Linked DNA regions of Homo sapiens: region 2 is linked to region 1. The links are chromatin loops, found by intact Hi-C in ENCODE. Cell type or tissue: prostate gland. All regions are shown on one strand. Links, peaks and the distances in the headings refer to the core of each region. The heading gives the core; the rest is flanking DNA. Region 1 overlaps CTBP2 (C-terminal binding protein 2). Region 2 overlaps LOC283038 (a long non-coding RNA gene).

The links. A loop is a pair of places that touch in the nucleus more often than their neighbours do. Peaks named below come from ENCODE experiments on the same cell type or tissue, not always from the same donor. Only the 100,000 strongest peaks of a DNase experiment are listed, where the experiment ranks them.
Region 2: a loop joins it to region 1, with 4 times the contacts of the local background. A loop is called at or near these places in 18 of 110 quality-filtered maps.

The regions. Positions count from the first base shown.
Region 1 is chr10:125,151,409-125,156,783 of GRCh38, reverse strand. All of the region lies in intron 1 of CTBP2 (C-terminal binding protein 2), which reads left to right. Among named protein-coding and RNA genes, the nearest start is that of CTBP2, 6.5 kb to the left of the region's middle. RefSeq lists an enhancer at 4,344-5,305. In prostate gland, for the core only: no CTCF peak of the experiment used is centred there; DNase peaks (open chromatin) are centred at 2,889, 3,520 and 4,467; H3K4me3 peaks cover 2,224 bases; H3K27ac peaks cover 5,000 bases.
Region 2 is chr10:125,697,538-125,702,912 of GRCh38, reverse strand. LOC283038 (a long non-coding RNA gene) reads right to left here. Exons shown (of 5, transcript NR_033848.1): 3 at 3,726-3,789. Among named protein-coding and RNA genes, the nearest start is that of TEX36, 17 kb to the right of the region's middle. In prostate gland, for the core only: a CTCF peak has its summit at 2,187 (motif pointing right); no DNase peak of the experiment used is centred there.

The DNA.
Region 1 (5,375 bases), core at 158-5,157:
TAAATGAAACAAACAAACAGCAACAACAAACAACAAAACCAGAAAATCAACCTACAACTTTTTAGTTTCTGAGTAGCCAGCTACAAGGCAAAGAAATGATGAATATATATAGTATGTACTGAACAAGCAGTGCACTGGATTTTAAAATGATATTTTTATTGTTACCATTGCTGTTAAAATACAAACAGCTCACACTATTTGAAATCCTTGAGATTCACGGATTGAAAAAAAACCGAAAAGGACACCTCTGAGTGAGGGAGTAGCCCTGCTGAGATCTAGCACCAGAATGCCATTTGCCAACAGTTCACTAACATCATGAATCATTTTTGAAAGCAAAGTTATACCCTTTGCACTTAACGCTTTCCCTAAATGGAAAAAATTTAAAGAGTTTACAGCAATGGTAGAATGGCAGCCCCAGTTGTCATTTTTTTACCACTGTCATTTCCATAGAGAGGGGCTGTCATCATAATGTATGTGCATGCAGCCTGGGTCCCTCTGTTAATCTATCAGGGAAAAGCAGCAGCCCTAGTGTCCTGTGGCCCTGAATCAGGCCACAAATATATATTCATACAGCACATGGTTGGGAAGGGAAATTTATCAGTTGGGCAGGGCACAGCTCAGGTAATATTTCCACTTTGGGATGGTAGGTCTGTTACACAGGGTGGAACATATTTTTGTAGTAACTAAAAAATGGGAGGGCAGTGTGTCTGTCCCTGGAAAAAGAAGTATTTGTACTTAATGGAAGTGACCCATGTGGTGAAATCTCGGGGTGTCTTTTCCCCAGCAATCTTTCTATGAATTGCTAGGGGAGGAATGCTTGTGTGAACTTACCCTGCTGAAAACTTTTAGTGGGCACATGAAATGCTGGAATGGATACACTTTTAGAGACTGTGCGGCCTGGCAGATATCAGTTTTCTCCCTTACAGCTGGTAAGCATGTCTTAATTTACGCTGCTGCAAGTTAAAGTTACAGCACTCCTGGAAAGAAGGGAAAATGCAAGGCTTCTCCTCCCCACCTCATCTTTTGAAGTTAATTTTCATTCAAGTCTGTGTTTGATGGAATATGTATCAAAGACTTATGAAAGAGTTTTTTTTTTTTTAATCCTATCTTGGGGTTTGGAAAATTATATTTAATAATTGCTAAAAACTTAAGAACCATTTTAAAGGTGTTCAGTGGCCCTTTTGATCATGATTTAATGGAGAGTATCCAAAAGCCATCAGTGTGACTCTAATGATATTCACAAATTAATGTTTGGGCATAATCTGGAGTTTGCTTTTAGCTATCATTATTAATGTTTAAAGCCTAAATTATGGCTGCACTTGGGCATTCAGAACTTCGCCTGTGAAAAGAAGGGCTTTGCACATTGTGTAAAAAAAAAAAGGGGGGATTCACAAATGAATACAGAATGTACAATAGGGAGAGAGCCAGGCCATTGTTTGTGTGGAATGTTGACCATGGGAGCCAAGGGCTAGTTTCGCCTTCATTCTTCTGACTGCTGGAGAACACAGAAACTTCAGGAGCTGTGGACGGGATGGGAACCAGGGGCACATTCATCCGTCTTTGCCGGGCATGGAGATTTGGCCTGCCCCCTTTCCAGAGTTTTTCTTAGAAGGTGGTCTTTTCTGGACTGCTAAGGAACGTCGTGTGCTTTCTCTTCTCAGTAATCTGCTTTTTTGAGGAACGATTTTAACGGCAGATAGTAAGAGTTCCTCAAGGAAAGTAAACAGACCTTTTCTACCCCCTCGAAATGTGATTTTAGGAAATGATATTCAACTTCAGAAAGGAGGCATCTTAAGTCACAGGAGGAAGTTGTGTTTATTTTTACTCCTCTCCTGACTTTAAAGTAGTTTTTAATCTGTTGGTAGCATTAGGGAGAATGCAGCTAAAATAAGTTTTTGCTGGATGTTCATGTTTTGCGTAGCTGCTGCCATTTCGGAAAAAGCTCCTCCCCCATTCACAAAGCCCTTCTCCTTCCACGTGGGAGCCGAGGTCCCAAAGTGGAACCAACTCTGTAGCTTAAGGGAGGTGCATTCCTGGCCCCTCACTTTCTAACCCTCACCTTAAGTGGAATATGTAGATAATATGTAGATCATTAACCATTGTTGGTGTCTGAAGCCTGTTCAGTTTTTTTAGCAACGACACTCGGTGAGAACCAGTTGTAGTTTGCATGTGTATATGCCTAGTCCCTCCCTCAGTGAATGTTTTAGAAAGTGATCTGCTTTAGCTGTTTACCTAACTAAATTTAACAGATGGTTGCCTAGAGTTGGCTTAATATTCACAAAAATTGTGATGAAATGGTTGGGATCTTATGAATGGGACAAGTGATGATTTTGTTTCTATAGAGAATTGTGACTTTTGTCCTAGGTAATAATAGAGACTTCGTTTTTCCCAAAGATCGGTTGGTGTTTAAAGGATGGGAACCCTGAATAGCTGCTGTTGTCTGCCCCTGATCCTGGTGGTGGCCAGCCTTGCCTTTGGTTTTGTTGCCTTCTGTGAGTCCAGAAAAGCCCTGGAGGCAGGGGTGAGGGGGGAGAGGGAGGGCTGGGCTTTTCATCCGTGGGGTTCTAAAAATCCTTCTCATTTATAAAATACAAAAATACTTACCTTCCATTGTATTGCTGATTTGTGCTTCCTCCAAAGCTCTCCTCTGATCAGCAGAAATGTGCTTCTTGCATTAAAACAAATCCTTAATTATGACTAAAAGAAACTGTCAGCTGCCTTAAAGATTGTCTGGAAATAGTGGCAATATTTCTGTGTCTCATTCCAGCCCACGTTGTGGCAGAAGCCTGGAAGGGCCACGTTAAAGGATGTGTCACAGAGACAGTGTGTGTAGGTCTTCCTGCAGCACAAGCAAGCTCAGGGCTTGTAAAGTCCAGCTTATCGTGGCTGTGCTCCAGCCATGCCTGAAATCTGGCCTCCAGCAATCTGTCCCGTCCCAGGACAAACAAAAACTTTATTATGGAGTCATGGAACCTGAGGAAGTTTCTCTGGAAGGAACCGAAGACCTAGACCGTGGAGGGAGATCAACTCCTCTGGCCTAATGGGGCTTTTCTTTTTCCAAGATGGAATTTAAAAATCTCATCTATAAAATGAGGCTAGCAAAGAATCATTTTATGGTGTAAGTGGCCAGAATCTAACCTGGAAGTGATAGTATTGTACCTGCCGCAGGTGTGTGTGTGGCAGCGGGAGGGTGGAGAGGGGAAATGAGAGGAGAAGAGTTTGGAGGGGAAAACAGAGCATTCGAGGTTTCTCTGCTGGAGGGGGTGAAAGGCCAGGAGTTTGTGCACCTTTCCTTTTAAATGAGCTCTAGCTGTGAGTTTATTATTTTGCTGATGGATGGTCTTTCGTGCAGTCTAGAAGTGCAAACACAGTCGGCTTATCCGCTGCTTGTTCAGGTCCAGGGAGACCAAGGGAACGGGTGGGGGCAGTGCTTGCAAATCCATCTGGATCCTGGACACCCCACTTGGTGTTGCTGCAGCCAGCTCCCAGGCCTGCCCACCTGGAGTACAGCCAGCGCCAGCAGCGGGCAGGGCCCGAGAGAGCTCTTAAAGCCATGTCCCAGGAACGGTTGAGGGAACTGAGAATGTTCAGCCTGGAGTGGAGACACCCCTGGGAAGCCCAACATTGTCCTCTGTGCGGTCATGTGGCCTTACTCTGCTCGGAACAGGGAGGCCTTGCTGTTGGAGCTGCCGGGCCAGATGGGCTGCGTGGGCTCCTGGCACAGGCAGAACTTGGCTGACCATTGGCTCCCAGTGCCAGCCAAGGCTCTGCAAACACCCGAGACCCTGATGGAGACTCAGGCTTTGGGAGCACCTCCTAATGAGCTGGGGAGGATACTGTGTTTTCTTCCCAGTGGGGGGTGACCAATAATCTTAAAGTTTTTTCCCTTTCTCCAGACGTTCAGCTGTGGTCCGCACTCTGGATTGCTCTATCTGCCCTGCGGACTGGATAGAGGCTCAGCGTAGATGCCCAGCTGACCTGACATTTCCTACCCATATTTCCTAGTGTTTCAGGAGCAGGCAGAGACAGACCTGATTCCTTTATCTCGGGGCTTTCAGATTACGGAATAGAAGTCACACTAGGAGGGCAATCAATAAAGAGTATATTTTGCTGTACAGATACCAATATGCACATATAAGTGCCTACAAGTAAAATCTGGGAATGTTTTTGATCTTAAAAACATTTCACAGTCATTAATCTTCACGACGCTCCTGCGGGCTGGGTAAATAGAGCAATTCCTATTTTATGCCAGGAAGAAATATTGAATTGCCTCCCCCAAGTCATAAAGAGGCTGTTTTTCCTCCTTGTTCCTGTGACTCGCGGTGTGGGGGGCCTGGGGCGCCTGGAACCCCTGCGATCCGCTCAGACTGACTCCAGGACGACTTCCGGTGTCCTGCGCGACCTTCTGTTGCGGGGAGCGCCAGTCCGCCACACCTGGCCGCGCTCTACCTGGAGGGGGCGGGGTCTCCTGCATTTCCCGGACCGCGGGGGTGCCCCACCCTGCTGCAAGGACGGGCCTCCTGGCGTCCGGGCTTCTGGGGTCCCGGGGTCCCGGGGTTCCTGGCTCCCGAGCCCCAGGTGAAGCCCCCTCCATCCCTGGGGTTCGCCCCTCTCCTCCCGGCGGGTGGACCTGGAGGCCCCGCCCCCGCGGGCCAGAACACCTGGCGGCGCGGCCCCGCCCCAGCTGTGCCCTCTTCCCCCCGCAGGGCACTTGGCGGCCCCACCCTGGCCCCTCCGCGGGCCGCGGTATCTGACACCCCCGGGCCCCCCCACCTCGCGCCTCGCCTTTACACTTGTAAATGGAGCCGCTTCCCGCCGCGGGGAAGTCGTTGAGAGGTGTGAGAATGGGCCCTGCCCCCTCCCCCCGCTCCGTGCCCACTTCCTCCTTCCTCCCGCTGGCCTTTGTGCTGGGCGGGGCCGCTCGGACCCGGGGCGGCGGGGGTCCAGCTAGACGCCGCCTCAAGCCAGCAGGGTCGCCGGCCCCTCTCCGGTCCGCGAGGCCCCGGCAAGGTAGGAGCCTCGAGACCACGCGGGACACCAGGTTGGCCCCCAGCCCGCACTCGAGGCTCAGAGCAGGGGCGGGGACCTGGTTGCACCAGGCCAGAGCCGCCTCCACCCCGCAGCGGTCGCGGACTCCGGGCACTCATGGGGACTCCTGGGGTCGTGGTGAGTGGTGAGGTTCGTTGATTGACTGCGCGATGGTGGCTGAGTTGCAAGCAAACGGTAAACAGCGGCATCATTTCCACTTGACCGGCTTGGGATCTCGTCTCCTGGGCAGTGTTTGGGGGTGACCACGGTTCTTGGATAACCTTCGAATCTGGGTGTTTTCCTTGTAGTACAAATAGCGCAGTGGCAGTTGCTGTGGGAAACAGCGA
Region 2 (5,375 bases), core at 109-5,108, 550 kb before region 1:
GACAGGCTTCAGGGGGATGTAGAAAGTCAGATGGCCAGGGCTTTGGGTATGGATTGGGTTAGGACTGAGGAGCAAAGTAGGTACCAGGCATATCTAGTTGGATGAACCATGTATTAGTCTGTTTTCACACTGCTATAAATAACTATCTGAGACTGGGTCATTTATAAAGAAAAGAGTTTTAATTGACTCACAGTTCTGTATGGTGAGGGAGGCCTCAGGAAACTTACAGTCATGGCAGAAGGCAAAGGGGAAGCAAGGCATGTCTCACATGGCAGCAGTACGGGGTGGGGTGCCACACTTTAAAAACCGTCAGATCTCATGAGAACTCACTATCACGAGAACAGCATGAGGGAAACTGCCCCCATGATCCAATCACCTTCTGCCAGGTCCCTCCTTTGATAGGTAGGCATTACAATTCTAGATGAGATTTGGGTGGGGACACAGAGCCAAATCATATCAAATGGGATGGATGAGCTGGGGACACTGAGAGAGGATGAGGACTGAAGTCCGGGGAGTTCATGAGCTGGCTTTGGGACATGTGCATTTTGAGATGCCTTTGGGACATCTGAGAGGGCAGCAAGTAGACACGAGCAGGTACTGCCAAGCTATGAAAAGAGGTTGGGGCTGGGCATGGTGGCTCACGCCTGTAATCCCAGCACTTTGGGAGGTCGAGGTGGGCGGATCACTTGAGATCAGGAGTTCGAGACCAGCCTGGCCAACATGGTGGAACCTCATCTCTAATAAAATACAAAAATTAGCTGGGTATGGTGGCGGGCACCTGTAATCCCAGCTACTCGGGAGGCTGAGGCAGAAGAATCGCTTGAACCCGGGAGGTGGAGGTTGCAGTGAGCTGAGATTACACCACTGCACTCCAGCCTGGGCGAAAGAGTGAGACTCACTCTCAAAAAAAAGGGCGGGGGAGAGAGGGAGAGATTGGGGCTGCAGATTTAAAATATGTAGGAGCCATCCCCATGAGAGGTAAGCCATGGAGGCGATACCTGGGGAAAGGTACCTGCCTGCCTACCTGGTAGAAATGAAACAGTCCAAGCTTTCCAATGTGGATGAGAACTTTAGAAATGAAATCACACAAGCAGTGAACTAAAATGAGACAGGCAAACCTTCTAGCAACCTTGCATCTGACATTTGTCACTGTAAACCTGCTTGTCATACACAAATCACTTGCAACCACAAGGAGGACTGTGGATCAGTTGGTCACTCTGCCCAGGTCTTTGTATGCCTGTGACTTTAAATCAGGTTCTTGTGACTTGCACAGCATTTTGTGCCGTGTATTTGTAAAGATATCTTGCCAGCATATTTTATGCTTCAGTTAATTTAGTTGACATCTAATTTAGTTGACATATAAAAATAAAATCAATTTTCAGACAAAATACCCATAAAATAAGTGAAATGCTGTAATAGGTTTCAAGAAATTAAAATGTAATATATTTAGGCTTCTATTCTAAAGCAATTTGATCTAGAATAGCAGATACTGTAGATGTAATTTTTTCCATGAATTCTTGTCAATTATATAATAAATGTTGCTACTATATATTGAGAAATTTATTGCTTGGAGTTGTTTGTCATAAAAAAATGAAAATTTTTGTTGGGGTTTCCTTTAAAATGCCAAAGAGCCTAAATATGAATACTTCGTATATTGATGTTCAGGCTGTAATTAAGCCATGACAGAGATTATTACTTTGGATGTAAACACTATCAAATTTTCATTGGGTGAGTTCTTTTTAAATTAATGTTGAGTTATGTTCTGTTTATTATCCTGTTTGCCTTACGTTTCCTGTCGTTTTCCAGTTGTCTGCTTGAATTCTGTTTTTCAATAGTGATTTAGCAACTGATAATGTATATTGATTTCAGTTTTGCTTCTAATTTACATTTGTATCTGTTTGGTTGATGTATTTGGCTTAATCATTTTATTTTTATAAGCAGTTGTACAATTTGTTAATTTAGCTAGATGATTAAATTTGGCTTCTAAAGAGTTTGTTTTAGAAAATAGTCCCTGAAGTAAATTAGTGTTTGGCATTTCCAACATGTCAAAGGAGCTGGTCTCTTAAAGATAACTAGAAATGTAACTCTGAATTCTTAAAAGTGGTTTTGTAATTTTAAACCTCTGACTATATGGAGCTGTATATTCCAGTAGGTGGTGCAAATCGACTCCATTTCAAATGGAAATGTAATTTAAACTTGTGATGTAACTGTTTTCACTGTAAAAATAATATTTCAACATGTTTCGCAACTGCAAAATTATTTTCCTCTCTTTCTAAAGGAAGCTTGATTTACCCTCTCAATGCTCATTTTTCTTATGGTTTATTCCTCAGGTATCATTCTGATCATTGTTGTTACAGGAGAGATGAGAGGAAGTTAGAGGGGCTAGAAGAACCAGGAGACCTGTTGAAAATCATGAATACAAAGAGAGGTCGTTTGCTTCTGTGCTTCAATTCTATAATAAAATGAGTACAATGTCAGTATCAGTGTTCTAATAGTTTTTATATCCAAAAGATGAATTGAATGCCATGTTTTGTCTGTTGTAAAACTTGAGGTTATTTCACTTCTAGGAGTCTGATATCCTCACACAAGCACATAAAATATGTATACAAGGATATTCACCGCAGCATATTTTTAAAATTAATTTTTTTCTTTCATCCCAGTCATATATGTGCAGCAAAGTAGGATGATTAAGAGCAGGGCCTCTGGGCAGCTGCCTGAGATGGAGGCCTTACCACGTGAGTATCTCTGTTTCCTTTTCTGCAAAATGCAGATCCTCACAGGTAGCGCTACTGCATCATGGCATTGATAGGAGGATTAAATGAGCACATATGTAAGTGTGCAAAGCATGCCTGGCAGGTCGTAAGCACTGTATCAGTGTTAACTGTACCTCTAAAGTAAAATAGCACTGAAAGGATTGCAGTGAGAGGTAGCATTCTCTTGCAGTATTCCTCCAGCCCCCGAGTATCACTTCCTGGTGCTAAGCACTCACAACCCCTCTCCACCCCTGCTCCTGACAGTCACCACCATAACTTTAAATAGTATTCTTACACAGCTATTTTTTAACCACTTTAACTATTTTAAGTGTCCAATTCACTAACATTAAGTACATCTACAATGTCATGCAATCATCACCACTATCCATCTCCAGAATGCTTTCATCTTCATAAACAGAAACTCAGTCCCCATTAACCAATAACTCACCATTCCCCTTTGTCCCCAGGGCCTGGTAACCACTACTCTACTTTTTGTCGCTATAAATTTGCCTATTTTAGGTATCTCATGTAAGTGGAATCGTATGATATTTGTCCTTTTGAGACTGGGTTATTTCACTTAGCATAATGTCCTCGAGTTTCATCCACGTTGTACAGAATTTCATTCCTTTTTAAGATTGAATAATATTCTATTGTTTTTATATGTAACATTTTGTTTCTCTTCATCTGTCGATGGACATTTAGTTTTCTTCTGCCTGTGGCTACTGTGAATGATGCTGCTATGAACATAGGTGTACAAACATCTATTCAAGTCCTTGTTTTCAGTTCTGGGCAGCTATTTTTTGATGTGTCTGTTCTTACATTATCTTTTTACTTCTAGGCACGGTAAATTAGATAGACAAGGACTTAAGCATAATCAACTCCCTGCCTTTCTACATACACTCCCAGTCCCCACTCCCACATAGCTTTGGTTAAAAAAACAGTGTTTTCTCTATCGAATGTAAGTTCTCTTACCTTCCCTGGGATGGAAGGGACGAGGAAGGAGATGGTGTTCCTGGAATCCAGGGAGAACTGGAGCCTGGGAAGAAGCAGAGGGAAGCGGAGATGACGAGCAAGACTGCACCGGATGCCAGAGCCTGAAGGAAGCAGGGAAGAAAGATGCTGGCCTTCCTCTCCTTTCTCTGCTCCATCTCTTATAGCTCAAACCAGCTTGAAAGCCAGAGGGCAAAGCAGCCCAGGCCATGCATCCGCAGGGCCCAGGAAGATGAGAATGGACCAAGGAAGGAGGCCAAATGGAGCCCACCTGCACCCTTTTCTTCCTGAACTGTCCTCTCCATCGCCAACTCCCTGCCAGTACCCATGGCCCCTGCTGCCAGCAGGAGGACACCTTCCCTGAGAGCAGCCTCACTGTGCACATGGACCTGGCAGGGAGGCTCACACACACCCACACTCAGAACGAGCACAGAAGCTTCTCCCAAGGCCAGATAGAAATGGCTTTTGGATTACCCGCCATTTGGGCAGATTATCTGCACCACTGCTTCCGTCCATTACTGAGGAGAGCCTGGAGGTATCTGGACTGTCCTTGGTGTTCTGGGATGACCTTGTGGAGAGCTGATTACAGTCTGTGTGCGGAAAAAGAAGACGTCTGCCTGCCATTCTTTTCCTCACACTGGTTCAGCGACGTTTGATCTCTGGCCTGTGGCTGGAACCCATATTAAAGAGCCTGTCATTGCTTGTGATTTTTCTTGGAAGACCAGAATTCAGATTGGAGCAAGGCTTTCCATCAGAGCTGTAGAGAATCCATATTTGCCTTTGAGCCTTCCCGGCTTCAATTTAGTACTTGAGACCCCTTCTCCATAGCACTCCTCTTCACCCTCATCCCAGCTACGTGCCCCCTGGCTGTGCTCCCCCACCCCCAAGCCATTAGAAGGGCAGCTACCAACACAGCTGTAGGTGTCTGAGCAGAAAAGAAAATGAGAGCGAGAGGCAGCCTCCAAGGAGGTCAGGACATGCAAGAGTCGGTGGATACGCCAGTAATGGGAATTCGGGGTCTTCCTGGTGGGCTCCTTGGATTTGCACAGAGAACATGTGCCTCTGCCATAGCCTCCTCTCATGTCTCAAAGCCCTGACTCCAGGACTCACTTCCAGAGCCTCCAAGCTGTACCGCTCCCCTAGCTCTAGTCCTACCCATTTCTGATGTCCTGGGCCCTTTTCTCCTTTCTTCAACCACCACTGCATTCCCACATAGGCACTATCGTTTATAGATGAGAAGCTGATGCATGAAAAGGTTAAATAACTTGCCCAGTATGGCACGTCTAATAAGCGGCAGTACTAGGGTGCAAAACCAGGCTGGCTACCTCCAAAGCTTGTGCTCTTACCTGAGGGTAACTCTGCCTCCGGGGCCATTCCTCGATGGGTTCCCAGGGCTTTGGCTACTTGCTTCCTTGCTTGCTTTCCTTCTTTTTCTTTCCTTTCTTTCTTTCTTTCTTTCTTTCTTTCTTTCTTTCTTTCTTTCTTTCTTTCTTTCTTTCTCTTTCTTTTTCTTTCTTTCTTTCTTTCTTTCTTTCTTTCTTTCTTTCTTTTTCTTTTCTTTTCTTTCCTTCCTTCCTTCCTTCTTCTTTCTTGCTTTCTTCTTTCTTTCACTTTTCTTTCTCTCTTTCTCTT